Linked DNA regions of Homo sapiens: region 2 is linked to region 1. A link is a loop called in an ENCODE intact Hi-C map of the cell type or tissue named here. Cell type or tissue: Calu3. All regions are shown on one strand. Each heading gives the region's core, and the rest is flanking DNA. Links, peaks and the distances in the headings are about the cores only. Region 1 has its middle 58 kb from the start of DYNLT3. Region 2 holds the start of DYNLT3 (dynein light chain Tctex-type 3).

Region 1 (8,563 bases), core at 269-8,268:
AATACCACTGCTAATCTACTCCAGGGGTGTCCAGTCTTTTGGATTACCTGGGCCACACTGGAAGAAGAATTGTCTTGGGCCACACATAAAATACACTAACACTAATGATAGCTGATGAGCTAAAAAAAAAAAATTGAAAAAAAATCTCATAATGTTTTAAGAAAGTTTACAAATTTGTGTTGAGCCACATTCAAAGCTGTCATGGGCTGCATGTGGCCTGCAAGCCACAGGTTGGACAAGCTTGATCTACTCCATTCTTTTCATTGATGAGAAATCTAAGACAATTGTAATCATTAAATTTCAATCTCTCGATACTTGCTTATCTGATCTCCCACCATGATGTCCAAAAACTACCTTCTGTAAGTATTTGAGAGAATATTCTACTGGAAAAGAGAAAGTTAAATCAAAGCGGGCAATAATATACACTCTTTTCATGCTTCAACTTTTTAAGTTTTAGTGTGTGTGTGTGTGCTAGGGACCATTTTGAACTGTGTGTGGGGGAGGGGGGCAGTAGTACATCTTCCCCAGTACAGGTATAGAGAAGGTCCCCAAAGATAATCTGTTGAACCAAGTTGTCAGTGCCACTACCTCTCCCTAGGTTCTTCTTTTCCCTCTTGTTAAGTTTCCCTCCAGGCTCCTAGGATCCAAATTAAAGACATTCAGATGCTGTAAACCAGCCTTCCAAGGCATTGGCAGCAAACCACTCATCAGTTTTTTTTCCTCACTAAATCCTTTCCCATGTCCCTGTGAAGTTTTGAAGCTCCCAAACTCAACACTCCACTCAAAGGACAACTATTTACTGAATATTTACTCTTTTCCAGGAACTTGAGGGTTTGATCCATACTTAATAGAAACCCTATGAGATTACACACACACACACACAGGCAAGGTGCAGTCTCTAAAAGTTAGCACACTCCATAAAAGTGATTTGGCACCCTTAAAATACCATATACCCATGTGGAGAGGGGAAATCTGCTCTAAATGTGTGCTTTTGCTACATTGATTAATATTTAGTATTTTACTTGGCCAGAACATTGATACGATCACAGGTTCAAAAAGACTTATTTTCTTGACAGTCTAGAAGACTTTCTGGTCAGTTCCCCAAATACATCACCTACCTGCCTCTCCCTGGCTGCCTTTCCACTATAGAAGCTGAAAAAACGGATACTTTCCCAGTCTCCTTTGCCACTAAGGGCAGCTATGTGCCCCAGATATTGCCAATGAGATAAAAGTAGGATTCTGTTAGATAAATTTGGGGAAGGATATTTTTTCTCTGATGAGAAAGTTGCATGAGGAAAAATACTCTGACCTTTTCCACCCCGTTTCCTGTCATTGAACATGGGATTAGGACCGAGTGTCTTGAGCTGTTAGAGCCATCTTGAAGCCATGAGGGTAAGACACTGACTCAGAACCCTGATATTGTTGGGTCACTGTATCAACTCCAGTTATTACCTACTGTCAGCCTTCTCTATTTTCTTTGTTTTTTTTTTTTTTCTTTAGAGACAGGGTCTTACCCTGTCACCCAAACTAGAATGTAGTGGTGCAATCATAGCTCACTGCAGCTTTAAAATCCTGGGCTCAAGGGATCCTCCCACCTCAGCCTCCTGTGTAGCTGGGACCACAGGCACATGCTACTGCGCCCAGCTAAACTTCTGTAGTATTACAAGCCATGTTTAGTTGGCTTTTCTGTTACTTTCAGCAAAAAAATAAAAAATAAAAAATAAAAAATTAAATATTAAAGTTCACAACAATATATAGATTTTTTCAAATATAGAAAACTCTCATTTATTTAGAACACAGTGTATTCTGAGGATCCACACTTTGAGTACCATTGAATTAAATGACTTATCTTTTAGGAGTGAAGAGAAAGAATGCACAGGTGGATTTCAAGGAATGGTAAACCTAATCTGGACTGCCAAATTATTTTATTCATTCATTTTTTTTCAACAGACCTTACTTTACTAGGCTCCAGGGATACAAAGATTAATAAGGCATTACCCTTGCTTCCAAATAAATTTTATTACTCTAAGCAAGATGGATATGTAAACCTAGAATCATAAGGTGGTAAGAGCTAAGATAGAGGTATGTAGAGTAGAGGAGTTATGTTATCAGAGAAGTGGGAAGCTTAACGGCTCCCCGGGGACGACATTGGAAGAGGATCATGGAAGCTTCCACTCAACTCTAAAAAATTATTCCTGTGATCTGACTAAACATGTAAGGTTTTATTAATTTTATTTCAAGGAGGGTTCTTTTCTATAATTATAGGTTATAAAACAAATGACAATTCAAGAAAGATCGGGGACTAATCAACTGCCAGAAAAGATACCCCATCCATTTTTCTCTCCCACAAAGCAAGACAAAAACATGGTTTTGTGTGTGCATTTTGGGGTGGGGGTGGCAGGCATATCAGCAGGGTTGTTTTCTGGAATAGAATACTTCTGTGTTGTGAATTAAGACCACTTGTTAACATTGCATCAAACCAAACAATTTGATGGTAAAGCAATCAGTTATCAATATGAACCACAAATTCATGCATTCTGGGAGATGCTCTCCTCTGCTCCTTTTAAGCAAAAATAACAATAATTAGTATTTACTTAATAGTCACAGAAACATTTTGCATTTAATGATAGAGAAAGGGGAAACATCTCCCCGCCACCACCACCAAAATGATTTTTCTAAAAGAGGTTAACAGAAGGAGGTCCCTAACCTTAGAGGAGAAACTAACACGTAGTTTTGCACTGTTAAATCCTTATAAGAAACAGAATAGGTCCTCACTGGTTGTCTTGCAAGGGAATAATAGGCTTTGGAGCATATCTGAAAATAGAGAAAATAAAACCAGCAATAGTCTTCTAAAATTTTCCTGGAATACGATACTTTGAAAATAAAACATTCAATAGTGTCCTTCAATGAATTGTTTCAACATTCTGGCATTCACATTAATTGTGCCTCCGGAACATTTCGATTCAGTCAGTGATAACGAGATAGATATGCAACAACTGCAGTTACCTTAAGCGCTGGCATGTCCTGGGCTGGAGAGGGTTGTTCCAAGATCCCAACTCAGGCTACAGTAAAACATCTGCTACCTCGCAGAGAATGAAGAAGCCACTCTGGCAAAGGATCCCAGCTAAGCCCTCTGGCTCTCCTGTCCCCACCTCTAAGAATTACACCGGAGGAAAATGGGGGAGAGGAGGGAAATACACGAAACAAATAAAACATTCCTAGCTCCATAAACGCCGCATTCGGACATGTGAAGGTACCCGGTAAATTAAGAATATGGCCCCAGAGTTTTGTTTATCTGGGGTCTGAGCATAGATTTTATATTCTCTGTTGCGTTTTTTAAATCTAACTTTCTGTCTCCAATGGAGAGAGCCAGAGGGAGGAAGCAAAGGCAGACAGACACAGGCTGGAAGACCCCCTCCCCGCGAGTCCCCCAAACAGTAAGCATCAGAAGACGAGAAACTTGCCTGGCCCTCACCTAGACGGAGAGGCAGCTGGTCCAGCCTCAGGAGGGGGTCAGCCTGCTGGGATGAGTCACTGAAGCTGGAGCTGAAATGCAGACCCCAGGCGGGAGGCAAAGTCCCGCTCCTAACCCAGGGGAGCAGAGTGACTCACGCGCTTGGCGTCCGCCTCTCGGCGCTGTGCGCCCCTCTCCCTCCCCACCCCCAGCAAGTACCAGGACCTAGTGCCTCGAGAGACGCGGTCTCCAGGCGCCCCATCCACGGGGCTCACAGCCGGATGCCCCCAGGCGGCGGCGCCAGAGTCGCGCCAGGCACAGCCCGCCCCTCAAGGCAGCCGCCCGCTGCCAAGGGGTGAAAGCCTCCTTCGTGGATCTCCCTCTTCTCGGCTCCCCGCCACCCCAGGACCCCATGACCCCGGGCTGACCATTTGAGCTCAACACACCTTTCATATACTACCTGGACGCGGCTTTGCAAAGTCCCTCCTGCAGGCTGTGCCAAACGGGCTTCAGGATGCACAGCCAGCCCCAGGACTTAACAACCGGTCTGCAAAGACCCCACCCCCGCCATCCTTGGTCTCCACCTTGTGGTGGCTCCGGAAGCCTCTCAGCCCAGAAACAGGTGCAGCTGGCTCCTCAAGATCCCAGGTGTATCCTTTTCCATAGGTCTTTCCTTTCCTCGGACCCTACCTTGCAGGAACTGTCACCCCCCACGCCCCCCCCACACACACACACCATGGCCCATCTGACACATCCACCTGCAAGGTGGATATGGCTATGCCCAAACCTCCCACAGTTTGTACCTACACCAGGAGTACCCCTACTGCTCACCACAGCCAAGGCACAAGTTACTCCCATCTCATCTCCTAGGAGCCCCCTTCCTTGTGGAGGAGGCTGCAAGTCTCTCCTCTCTCATATCCCCCCTGGGTCTTGGAAAAGTACTGTGGGGAATGATGGGACCCTGGTGCCAGGGGTCACCTTCCTAATTTGACATGGAGTAAGAAAAGCCAAGGCTCCACCCAAACTGGTTTTGGTGGCAGTGCTTCGTTGGGACGGTCAAGATGTCCTGGGGTGCCAGGACTTAGAAGAGTTAATAGCTTCAGCAAACATGGCATGGGAATTCTGACTCATGACCTGGTGTGTTCTGGTAAAGGTCAACTTGTTCTGCTAGGAGGAGGGGTAGGGGTGATGAGCCCTCAGTCCTGCCTTCACCATATCAAAACTGGAAGGAAGAAAATGTATAAAAAGAGTTCCTTTAGCCCTGGCAAGGGTGAGGGATTATAGAGTTCAGAGAGAAAGAAACAAGAATAGGGAAGGGGTGGGCCATTTTCTCAACTTGAGGACAGCATTTCAGCTGTCAGACTTCTTACAACTCTGGTAAAGGATGGGGGTCCAATTTCAAAAAGTGGGCAATATCCCCTAACACTCGCCCTTTGTTGTCATCCCATTGCTTTCTTATACCATTATAAACTGAGATCTCCCCCATAATTGGATGCGTAGGGAATATAAGTTACTCATTTCAATGTACTAATAACCCAGCACATGGCCTAACACATAGTGGAAAATAAAGCTTTATTGAAAGCTCAGAAGTCTACTATCCAGGACCTTCCTCCCCCTGTCTCTGGCTCCCACCTCTACTTTCCATCTTTTTCCATTTCTTTACCTTTACTTTTCTTGCTTGTCTATACCTACTTCCCTGAATAATACCAGCCTTCAGTTTTTCTACCTCTATTTTCTAATTTTATAAGGCAGTGTTTCATTTCCAATTTTATTTGTTCTCTTTTTCTAAAGTCCCCCCCACTCTGCATTCTCTCCCAATGCCCTATTTTCAAGTTTAATTTTAATGAAGTGCCTTTCCTCGAACCCTACCTTGCAGGAAATATCACCCCCCCCCCCGGACCACCCCACACACACCTCTTTTTTGTTTGTTTTAAGATTGGATCAAAATTCTTACCTATCAAAAATCTTACATTCCCCAGAGAGTGAGTGTGTGTGTGTGTGCGTGTGTGCCTCCAAGACAATGTGTCTTCTTGCGCAAAGCAATCAGCCATATATTACCAGAGCCATATCTTCATTAATTCATTCAACTCACATTTACTGTGCACCTAATGCATACTAGACATTGTGTTAGGTCCTAGGTTTATAGAAATGGATAAGGTAATGTGACTACCATCAAGAATGCCACAGACTGAGGGGTGGGGGAAGGGGAAGAGCAGATAATAAAGCAAAGTTACATAACAATGCTGTAAGAGAAATGTGTACAAAGGTGCTGTGGGAATAAGAAGGAAGCTCACAGTACTTCATGGAGGAGGCAGGAGGTGGTCAGGAAACATTTTACCAGAAGACGGCAATTGAACTGAGTCTTGAAAAACAATTAGGAGTTTTCCAGGAAGACAAGAAGGGAGAAATATATACAAGATGAGTAATTTACTTTGAATTTTATTATTTTTATTTATTTTTTATTATACTTTAAGTTTTAGGGTACATGTGCACAACGTGCAGGTTTGTTACATATGTATACATGTGCCATGTTGGTGTGCTGCACCCATTAACTCGTCATTTAACATTAGGTATATCTCCTAATGCTATCCCTCCCCCCTCCCCCCACCCCACAACAGGCCCCAGTGTGTGATGTTCCCCTTCCTGTGTCCATGTGTTCTCATTGTTCAATTCCCACCTATGAGTGAGAACATGCAGTGTTTGGTTTTTTGCCCTTGCAATAGTTTGCTGAGAATGATGGTTTCCAGCTTCATCCATGTCCCTACAAAGGACATGAACTCATCATTTTTTATGGCTGCATAGTATTCCATGGTGTATATGTGCCACATTTTCTTAATCCAGTCTATCATTGTTGGACATTTGGGTTGGTTCCAAGTCTTTGCTATTGTGAATAGTGCCGCAATAAACATACATGTGCATGTGTCTTTATAGCAGCATGATTTATAATCCTTTGGGTATATACCCAGTAATGGGATGGCGGGGTCGAATGGTATTTCTAGTTCTAGATCCCTGAGGAATCGCCACACTGACTTCCACAATGGTTGAACTAGTTTCCAGTCCCACCAACAGTGTAAAAGTGTTCCTATTTCTCCACATCCTCTCCAGCACCTGTTGTTTCCTGACTTTTTAATGATTGCCATTCTAACTGATGTGAGATGGTGTATCATTGTGGTTTTGATTTGCATTTCTCTGATGGCCAGTGATGGTGAGCATTTTTTCGTGTGTTTTTTGGCTGCATAAATGAATTTTAATTTGAGTCTCCTTTCCCTTGTAATGGCATCATTATTAAGGCAGATGGTGTGTAACATTGTTCCAGAGTTAAAAGAGTTCTCTTTCCTGATAACTCCAGGGACAATTCTTGGTTCTACTTGGATCATGTGTCCATCCCTGAAACAATTACCATGGCCAGGTAGGTAGTATATTCTGATTGGCTGGCCTGGGTCATGTGCCCATTCCTGGGTTTTTGTTCTTTGTTTTGTTTTGTTTTATTTTGGCGGAGGGAGAGAAACATAAATATAAATACCTTTCAGTTCCTGCCAGGAAAGATGTGAACAAAAGTAGCATGTCAATTATATGTATACAAGCATTTCTGACATAAAATGACATACTCGGCTGAAAAATCTCTCATTTTTCAAAATCACACACTAAAACTAACAAGGCATAAGAGTTAAGGCAGATCACTCAAAACTTATGTACCTTTATAAGCAGAGCATTAACAATTTTTTTAAAATAATATATCAGGTGATGACTTGTGCACAGCTCAGACACACAGCTTGTTATGGCTAGAGGCCACCTCAGTAGATATTAAACATGCAAGAAACCAATAGAGAGGAAATTCTACTTGAGAGAGCTGAGACAATGCAGATGGAAGTGGAAGTCTAAGACAGAAAGGCTGCTATTAAGGTGCGCACAGGAAGAAGTACACTCTGCCTGAGGCAAGAATCATGCAAGGCTGAGGGTCTACTTCCTTGGAGAGGAAGCCCTGGGTGTAGAACCTCACTTTTAATTTTAAAACATAAATAAAGCTAAAAGGGCTTTTGACACTGCAGCAGCCAAATTGAGGGATTTTTCCTTTCATGCTGAAGGTTAAAATTCTACTTCAACCCAACGTCCACATGGTATTGACATTCTTCCCCTATTTCCTATTACATATATACTATTTGTTATAGATAATGTGTTATAGCAGAAGATATTGTGTATATTTGTTTATTACCTATCAAATATTTATCAGGCCCATGTAGTCTAATCTAGTCTCATGCTTTAAAATTCCAATTATTTGCTAATGACTCCCAAATTTATGCCTCTGGACTGGTTATTTCTCCTGAACTCCAGACACTTATCAAGCAACCTGTTGAGCAACCTGCTCAACATCCTCACCTGAATGGCAATAGGAATCTCAAACTTCCCTTACACAATACTCAACTCTTTCATTTGTTGCCTATTCTAGACATTTTACACAAATGGAATTATAAAATATGTGGGCCTTTGTGTGTGGCTTCTTTCACTGAGCATAATGTTTTCAAGGTCATCCATGTTGTAGCATGCATCAGAACTTCATTCCTTCTTATGATTGAATAATATGGGCCTACTTCTTAGAGAAGAACTTCAGTTTGGGAGTGTAGAGGAGAGACAGGAAGGATCTCTGAGAAAAGCTGCAGAGCGAAGGCTTAATGGAGGTTTTGTGTTTTCCGGTTAGATAGTTGTCCCTCATATGAATCCTGTGCTTGCCTTGCATCCTGTGAGAGCCTCAGGCCCAGCTGCAGGCTTGTCTGCTGGCAGGGTAGTGTCAGCAGTCCTGGCTTTTTGCTTAATGACAACGCTGCATCAATGCCTCTTCCTGCAATTGCTTCTACAACAGCTTCTATGAGGTAAGATCTTTGGGATGCCCGGATCACCTGAGGGAGATTCATGGCAGAGCACCTGGGGTCTGGTTCCATCTGCTCCCAAGGTAAGGTGAACTTGGATCTATGGGATAGTCCCAAGGGATCCCCTCAAAATCAGTGGTTAGACAATGGTGGAGTCATTCAGTCAACATGTGGTTTGTGATAGTCCTCTCTATTTATACAATAAATCTTTGTGAAGCACCCACTTTGGCACCAGGATGCTAAG
Region 2 (8,563 bases), core at 379-8,378, 59 kb after region 1:
GCACTGAGGGGATGGTGCTACCCATCATGAGAAATCTGCCTCCATGATCCAATCACCTCCCACCAGGCTCCACCTCCAACACTGGGGATTACAATTCAACATGAGATTTGCTGGGGACAGATCCAAACCATATCAGTCTGGTTATATAAAAAAATAAATGCCATTATTTCAGCTCATCCTATTTGGGTCTTCTGTTACTTGCAACCACAGGATGCTAGTTAATAAACCCACTTGTAGTTTTAAAGCATGAGCCCCAAATTATTTGACACTTCTCCCATTGAGAAGTGGATTATGTGTCCCCTCCCCTTGAATCTGAGTGAATGTTTCAATGATTAGAGTATGGTAGAAGGGCTGCTGTGTAACTCGTGACACTAGGTGATAAAAGGTGACATATCTTCTGCCATGCTCGATGGAACCCTCATGCTTGGAGCCTTGAGTTGCCATGTAAAAGATCTGGCTACCCTAAGGTTGCCATGATGGTAAGAAGCCAATCCACTCGGTGGGGCCATGTGTTGTTGCTCCAGTTGGAAGTGCTAATATTTTATTCATCCAAGCCCAGATATCAGACATGTGAATGAACAAGTCTTCAGATGATTCTGGTCCCCACCATTGAATTTCCTCCAGTCTTTGAGTCTCCCCACCTGAGGCCCCAGACATCACAGAGCAGAGGCAAATTATTTCTGCTGTGCCTTGTTCAAATTTCTGACTAAACGAATCCATGAGCATAATATAGTAAATAAGCTGCTAAATTCTGGGGTAATTTATTACACAGGAATGGTAACTGGAACAACACTTCTTCATCTCACTTTATATGCATCATGAATGATCACATAACACAAACTTGAGATGTGCTGGTGTAGCTCTTGCAGTATTAAGATTAGGTAACTTCAGGGTTTAACCCACCCAGGCATAGAAACAGTTCTTTAGGGAAATAAAACTGATGTTCACAAAGACACTACGAATCCTTCTCATGAATAGACTGCCGGAGTTGCTCATAGGATGAAAACTTTGGTAAAAAAAATTCTTGAAAGAGGATGTGCTTCCTCTATGAATTACAGTCACTTTTCTGCAGTAACCCTGCATGATCCACAACTTAGGAGAACCAATAACAAACACCATACTATCAAGTAAACAGCCTTGTTTGGTTCTAAGTTCATAAAATAAGAGCCTGAGGTTCAGAAGCCCAGGAGTCCAGTTAACACCTATGTGCCCTGTAGAAGTTACTTTATCTTCTCAGCTTCAGTTTTACTTGTAAAATAAGGGAGATGGACTAGAAGACTAATGGTTTCCAACTTTGATTCTGGGGAGCAAAATAGAAAAGTGTTGTGGTTGGCTGAATAATGCTCCCCCTCAAATTTGTCCACATCTGAATTCTGAGAATCTGTGAATATGATACAGAGTGCAAAAGACACATGGCATATGTGATTAAGTTAAGGGTCTTGAGAGGGAAACAGGAGGGCAAGAGTCATACATCTCTCGTTTATAGAGATGCCTCACACTTCCTTTGAAGCAGAAGCGAGAGAGGAGAAAAGATACTACTGGCTTTGAATTTGGAGGAAGGGGTCATGAGCCAAGGAATGCAGGCAATCTCTAGAAGCTGGAAAAGGCAAAGAAACAGAGTCTGTCTTGGAGCCTCCAGAAGGCATGCAGCTCTATGGGCCCATTTTAGACTTCTGACCTCCAGAACTGAGGCAGGAGAATAGGGTCAGGAGGCAGGGAACTTAAAACTGTTTCACGCTTACTTCATAGAACTAAATTGAAAGGAAAACCCTGGCCAGGCACAGTGGCTCACGCCTGTAATCCCAGCACTTTGGGAGGCTGAGGCAGGCAGATCACTTGAGGTCGATGAAGTCGGGAGTTCGAAACCAACCTGACCAACATGGAGAAACCCCGTCTCTACTAAAAATACAAAATTAGCTGGGCGTGGTGGTGCATGCCTGTAATCTCAGCTACTCAGAAGGCTGAGGCAGGAGAATCGCTTGAACCCGAGAGGCGGAGGTTGCCGTGGGTGAGCCGAGATCGCGCCATTGCACTCCGGCCTGGGCAGCAAGAGTGAAACTCCGTCTCAAAAAAAAAAAAAAAAGGAAAACCCTAACCTTCCATACCTTCCATGCCTAAGTAACAAAAGGACCAGAGGCTATTCCCTTTGCAAATCCCCACCTTTTCTGCAGGGCAGATGGGAAATTTAAAGTACCTCTGATTGGTTGCTTTTTGCAACCAAAGAGCAAAAAGCAACCAATCAGACATTTGCACAGGAGTGGAACTTTGTAACTTCACTTCAGCCTCTGATTGGTTGCTGTCTGCAACCAATCAAACTGATTATGGGCCAAATCTTTGTTTGAATAGAAGTGCAACTTTGTAACTTCACTTTAGCCTCTGATGGTTGCTTTCTTGCAACCAATCAGACGTTTGCATAGGAGTGTGGCCTTTGTAACTTCAGCCTCTGATTGTGGGCCACTACTTCATTTACATGGGGTGCACACCAAGTGGCCAATGGGAAATCTCTAGGGGGTATTTGGACCAGAGAAGATTCTGGATCCCGGCCCTTGAGCGGCTTCTCTGCCCGCTCCCACCCTGTAGAGTGTACTTTCGTTTTCAATAAATCTCTGCTTTTGTTGCTTCATTCTTTCCTTGCTTTGTTTGTGCGTTTTGTCCAATTCTTTGTTCAAAGAGCCAAGAACCTGGACACCCTACACTGGTAACAGAACTGTAAGAGAACAGGACTGTGTTTCTTTAAGGCACTACATTTACGGTAATTTGTTACAGTAGCAATAGGAAAGTAATACAGTGGTTAAGAGCTTGGGCTCTGCTATCAGACTACTTGAGCTCAAGTCCCTTTTCTACACCCTACTGGCTGTATGACCTTGGGCAAATTAAATTCTCTATACCTCAGTTTCATCTTGATAAAAGCAGTGATGGAAGAACTAACTCCTCTGACTTATTGTGAGGTTTTGAGGAAGTGTCTAGGATCATCTGGAAATTAGTAATTTATTTTAAAATTACTAATTTAAAATTACTACATTTATTTTAAAATTACTAATTTAAAATTACTACATTTATTTTAAAATGTAGTCATTGTTCTCTTGTTGAGAAGCATCTACTTTAGGAGCCGTGTATACAGCTTCTCATCAGATCCTTACAACCAGTAGTGAAATAGGTATGATGGTAAGTTTCCATATGAGAAAACTGAAGCTGTGGGAGGTGAATTTTTCCAAGTAACATAGCTAGTAAGTGGACAAATCAAAGTGGCTGGTTTACCACGAAATTAACTACATTTATGTGCCACATGATGGTGAATGAACAAATACGTGCAAGTAATCACAGCAGTGGGCACTCAACCACTAGTGCGGAGTCTAGACTAACTGCCACTAGGTCACCCCATCTGATCCACACTGGCGCCATTCCCAGTTCTTTACATTCATCCCTTGTTTCCAGAAAGGGCAGAGGAAGCGAGGAAAAAGTGCGTGGCCTGAAGTGACGCCTGGCGTTGCCCGAAGCCCGCCCAGCGCTGCCAGGTGACGCCACTGCGACACAAAGGCGGGGATTGCGTAGGGAAAGGCCCTAGGCCATAAACGGGGGTGGGGCCTCCCCGGAGGCCAGTGCGCGGCCGCGGTGCTCTACCGGCGTGTCGCTCCGCCCCAGGGAGAGCCGGCGCTACCATGGAGGAGTACCATCGCCACTGCGACGAGGTACCGCCCCTTGGCTACCTGGGAGCGCCCCCCACTCCCGCCTTCCTCTGCGCGGGGCTCTTGCCGGGTGGTCTCCCAGCGAGGGCGGTCCCAAGAGTTGGGGTGCGGCGTCCTCCGAGCCCGGGTCCTCTCCCCTGGGCCCGGGATCCGCCCCGCCCGACCCGTTCTCCCCACCCCAAAGTCCTGAGATTCGGGGTGGGAGGGGTGGCCAGGAGCGCGCGGATCAGACGGTGGGGTCGGGGCAGGGTTGGGAGGACGAGGCCTGACTTGGGTGCGAGGAGTGGGCATGGGGTGACGGGCGCCGCCCTCCTACCGGGCGGGCCTCGAAAACGGGTCTTCCCGCTGCTGCCTCCGTCCCTTGGCTTCCTCAGCGCGGGTGCTGCAGCCCCCATGGCTCGGAGTCTCGGGGTCCTGGTGGCACTGCCATTCCCGCTCCCGGTAATGCTTGCCAGGATTAGGCAAGGAGGTGCTTTATGGATTACGAGCCCTTGCTTACTGACTCAGGCTTTCCCAACCCTCACCAGAAACCCATGATGTCAGTTGTTATCTCCCTGTTATTGATGGGGACTCCAAAGAAAAGACTAAGTTGTCAGACCACTTTATAGTACTAAAGTGATATTAATCTTGAGTTATCAAGTATTTTCATAATCTTTAATTTGGGAAAGGAATTTTTGCCTAGAAATTTTTGCCTAGCATAAGTTAAAAACAAAATTGAAAATAGTCTACTAAGCATTCTCTTCATATGGACCACTTCATTCTCTCACTTAGCTGAAACCATTTCTATATTCTTATGACACATAACATCCTCATAGTCACCTCTTGCTTATTTCCTACGTTTTACAATACAATGATTCTTAATCTAGGATGTTCATTAGAATCACCAGTATAAAGCACTTTTTTAAAAAAAAATGTAGACTTGCAGGCTCTGCCCCAGACCTCACGGGAGGTAGGTAGGGAAAGCATTCAGTATTTTTAAGTGTTTAGGGGCAAGATTGGCCCCTTCTGTAGACCTGATGCCCTTTAACACTTTAACACCTGTCTAGGCCAGCCTAGGATATTCTGTGTAGCGTCATACTTGTAAGCCTGTGTTGAAAGCAGCTTTACCTTTTGTTTTCCCTTTAGGTTGGCTTCAATGCTGAGGAAGCCCACAATATTGTCAAAGAGGTGAGTCATACATTTTGTTTCTCTTGAAGCTTGCTGCACTGGTGGAGATTTTTAAAAGCTATATTTTGAGTTTCAGCACAAACTTAGAAACCTTACTGTTAAAAGAAGAATATTTTGTTTTGTTTTATTTTATTTTATTGTTTTTTGAGATGGAGTCTCGCTCTGTCACCCATGCTGGAGAACAGTGGTGTGATCTCAGCTCACTGCAACCTCCACCTCCTGGGTTCAAGCAATTCTCCTGTCTCAGCCTCCCGAGTAGCTGGGTCTACAGGCGCCCGCCACCACACCCATCCAATTTTTGTATTTTTAGTAGAGACGGGGTTTCACCTTATTGGTCAGGCTGGTTTCGAATTCCTGACCTCCGGTGATCCACCCGCCTTGGCCTCCCAAAGTGCTGGGATTGCAGGCGTGAACCACCACACCCGGCCAAGAACAAGATTTTAAATATTTATCCACTAACTCTTTATAGGGGTCCTTCTATATTTTGTTGTGTGCTATCAGCATCTTGAGGCTTATTCTGAAAGAGATGCTTAAGGATTTTCTTAGTCTAGAAAACTGGTTTAAAATTGATGCCCTGTCTTTTGGATAAAATAACTTTTATTCCAGAAAGCAAACATTATTTTAAATGTTAATGCTATAAAGTATATGTACGCATATATATGTACACACGTCAACTTTTATAATGTAAAGTATATGTATAATATATATGTATATTGTATAAAATAGATAACAAAAGCCCTAGAAATATCTGCCTTTGGGCATGTACACTTTTTTGCCCAATATAATTGGAAAAAATGATCATTTAACATATTTTAAGCATTGATATGATAGTGAATCAAAATTTTAAGAAAAATATTTGAAACTCCTTTTAGGCAAATAGAAAAGAAATTACCTTTGGGAATTAATTCTGGCAGGGGACCGTTCATTATTTTAGAGGTATCACATACAGACCACAGTGTGGGAAAGGTATTTTTTGACACCCAGGTCTGGCCTTACACAGCTAGAATTAACTCAAGGTCTGAGAGGAATAGACAGGCACCTGAAAATCCTGCCATATTTGAATACTTCAGAATTATGCATTCTATCTATGTAGCCTGAGAGTATTTAATTATTAAAAGTAGAAAGCAAAGGTTTTTAATACCTTTACAATGTAAAAGCACAAATGAGGGAAACTGGGAGGTGGAAGAGGGAGTGGAGGTAATGAGAAGGGAGTGATCTTAGTTTTCAAAGTGGCAAGTCAGGAAAGACTGTCCTTGGTTGATGGAACATAAAAGAAAGAATGCTGGGCTATTTGGGATTCCATTTAAATAGTGCCTTCTTCCTTAAGTTCTGAACCAAATGAAAAGAAAAAAGAGCCATTAGAAAGAGAACAAAATACCACCTTTATTATTGATAAAAACCAGTTTGATGATTGTACCTTGTTTTGCTAACTCCCATTCAGTTCAGCCCTGGGAAGAGTCATCCAAGAGAAAGTTTGAGTCAGCAGAGAGAAACACTTGTTCAGGCTGGTGCCTTTCATTGGTTTGGGTGGAGAGGGAAGGAGAAACTAAAGCCCAAGTTCAACACATTTGGGAGACTCCCAAATGAGATGTTAGAACAATGGTTATCACCCACCAACCAGGTAACTCATTCCACCTCCATGGGGAGGAATAACTGACAGGACAAGAGGCCAGGAATGTTAAAGAACAATCCTCTGCGTTGAAGAAAACATCCAGAGTGGAAAAGAAACATGTTTCTAACAGTGTAAATATATTTAAGTTAAAAAATCGTGATTTCACTATATTGAGAGAAGGGGGCGGGTGGTCTGAGGGAACCAAATTTTCATCTATCATAGTAGGAGTTACATGGATGTTGCCTATAATTCATAAATCAGGAAATAGTGAGATAAACATTATTTGGAGATACATAAGTAACCCTTGGAAGAAATAAAAACAGTTGTACACTGATGAGTTTCCTCTGGGGAATGGGACTGGGGATGGGAAAGGAAAGGGTGGGAAGGAAACTCTTCATTCTAAGCTTTTCTGTTCTACTGGATTTTTCAAACCATATGCCTGTTACTTTAATATTATATCAAATTAAAAGAATCATGCTTTTTCAACTGGGAAATACATACTCGGCAGTGGCTAGGTGGTGCTAGAAGTCACTGGATGCATTTTAGAACATCAGTTTTTCTTGAATATTTGTGAGAGGGAGTTAAGTAATATAAATAATATAACTGAAAACATTTTTGAATAAAAACAAACTCTGATGCATTATGTAGTCAAAACAAGCTTCTCTTGAATTTTTATATGAAATATGAGACTGCAAAGAAACTCAGCTTTGCTACAGGTTACTTGCAGCTAAATGTCTATCTTTCCTCTTCCCATGAACCAACCCTCTTCTGCCATTGAAACATTTCCATTGAGACATTGGAAATGCCTGAGAATGAGCAACATTTTAAAACAGTTTAGCACTTCCTAGATGATTACATAATTTCAGCAGTTATTTCTGATTTCCTTACTGATCTTATTTTCTTATTGATCTTATTTTCTTTCCTTTGATTTCTTGCTCTGAGCCCCTATGCTAATATGTTTTTCCTTCTGAACTCAGAGACACCCATTTATCAGTAATATGCATACATTTTCTTTAGTGTTAGTAATAGAAATTGCTTCCCCAAAAAATCGTCGAAGAAAAAGTGAGCTACAAATGACTTAGAATTTAGTCTAAAGTGTATTTGATTTAAGATACCCAGCGAGTATATCAAAACCAATATTGCTTCAACAACATTTGTTGAATACCTGCTAAGTGCCCAGGTCCTGAGTTTAGCACTGAGAATACAGAGCTGTTTAAGGACCTCATTGTCTCATGGGCCTCCATGTTAATGTAATTAATTAGGCTAGATGTTAATTAATAGTAATTAGCAGGGCTATTTACAGTGGCACCCACACCCCATGGTGTTTTCTGCTGTTTAGAGCAAAACTTGGAGTGGTCCTACTAAATAACCTGAAAGAAAAATGAGTGCTCTTACTTTATCCTTAAGGAAAGGTGATCTCAAGAGAGGAATAGGTTTGTCCAAAGGTCACCAGCTTAGGAATGGTAAAGCCAGAATTAAAATTCTATTCCCCTGATCCTTAAGCCACTACCCTTCCTACTTTGTCATGTTATTGAGCTTTCTAGGAGAAAAATTTGAGCCATATTACTTTTGTCAACCTTGCTAAAATATTTCATTTCTCTTTTCATATTTTATCATTAGTGAAGATTTTATACTATCCAACTTAAGATTTTGTATTAGTGCCTTCATAAATCTTTACTGTGGTCTAATTATAGTAAATAAAGCTGCATGTGTGTGTATGTGTGTATTATTAAGCTAGATTCTAAAAATGAATTAAATGAGTCTAATGATAGTAAATGAAGCTGCATGTGTGTGTTAGATTCTAAAAATGAATTAAATGAGTGCTTTATTATCCAGGCTTTATCACTCAAATATAAAATATAACAGCAGCAATATGATAATAGTAGTTAACATTATTTATATGCTAACTCTGTGCTAGTCCTGTTTGAGCACTTGGTATTCATTGTCTCATTTCATCCTAACAACAACCTGATAAGATGATGCTGTTATCCTTACTATAAGGATTAGGAAAATAGGGATTTGAAGGGGTTAAGTCACTTGCTAAAGGTCACATAGCAGATAGGTGTCAAAGTAGGCCTTAAAACCTAGGATTGTGATA

The links. Peaks named below come from ENCODE experiments on the same cell type or tissue, not always from the same donor. Only the 100,000 strongest peaks of a DNase experiment are listed, where the experiment ranks them.
Region 2: a loop joins it to region 1, with 3 times the contacts of the local background. A loop is called at or near these places in 4 of 110 quality-filtered maps.

What each region holds. Positions count from the first base shown.
Region 1 is chrX:37,901,053-37,909,615 of GRCh38, reverse strand. It overlaps a transcript of SYTL5 not described here. Among named protein-coding and RNA genes, the nearest start is that of DYNLT3, 58 kb to the right of the region's middle. In Calu3, for the core only: no CTCF peak of the experiment used is centred there; DNase peaks (open chromatin) are centred at 3,735 and 4,025.
Region 2 is chrX:37,842,607-37,851,169 of GRCh38, reverse strand. It overlaps DYNLT3 (dynein light chain Tctex-type 3), which reads left to right and starts at 3,599. Exons shown (of 5, transcript NM_006520.3): 1 at 3,599-3,689; 2 at 4,812-4,853. The coding sequence starts at 3,660. RefSeq lists a silencer at 3,826-3,935. In Calu3, for the core only: no CTCF peak of the experiment used is centred there; a DNase peak (open chromatin) is centred at 3,569.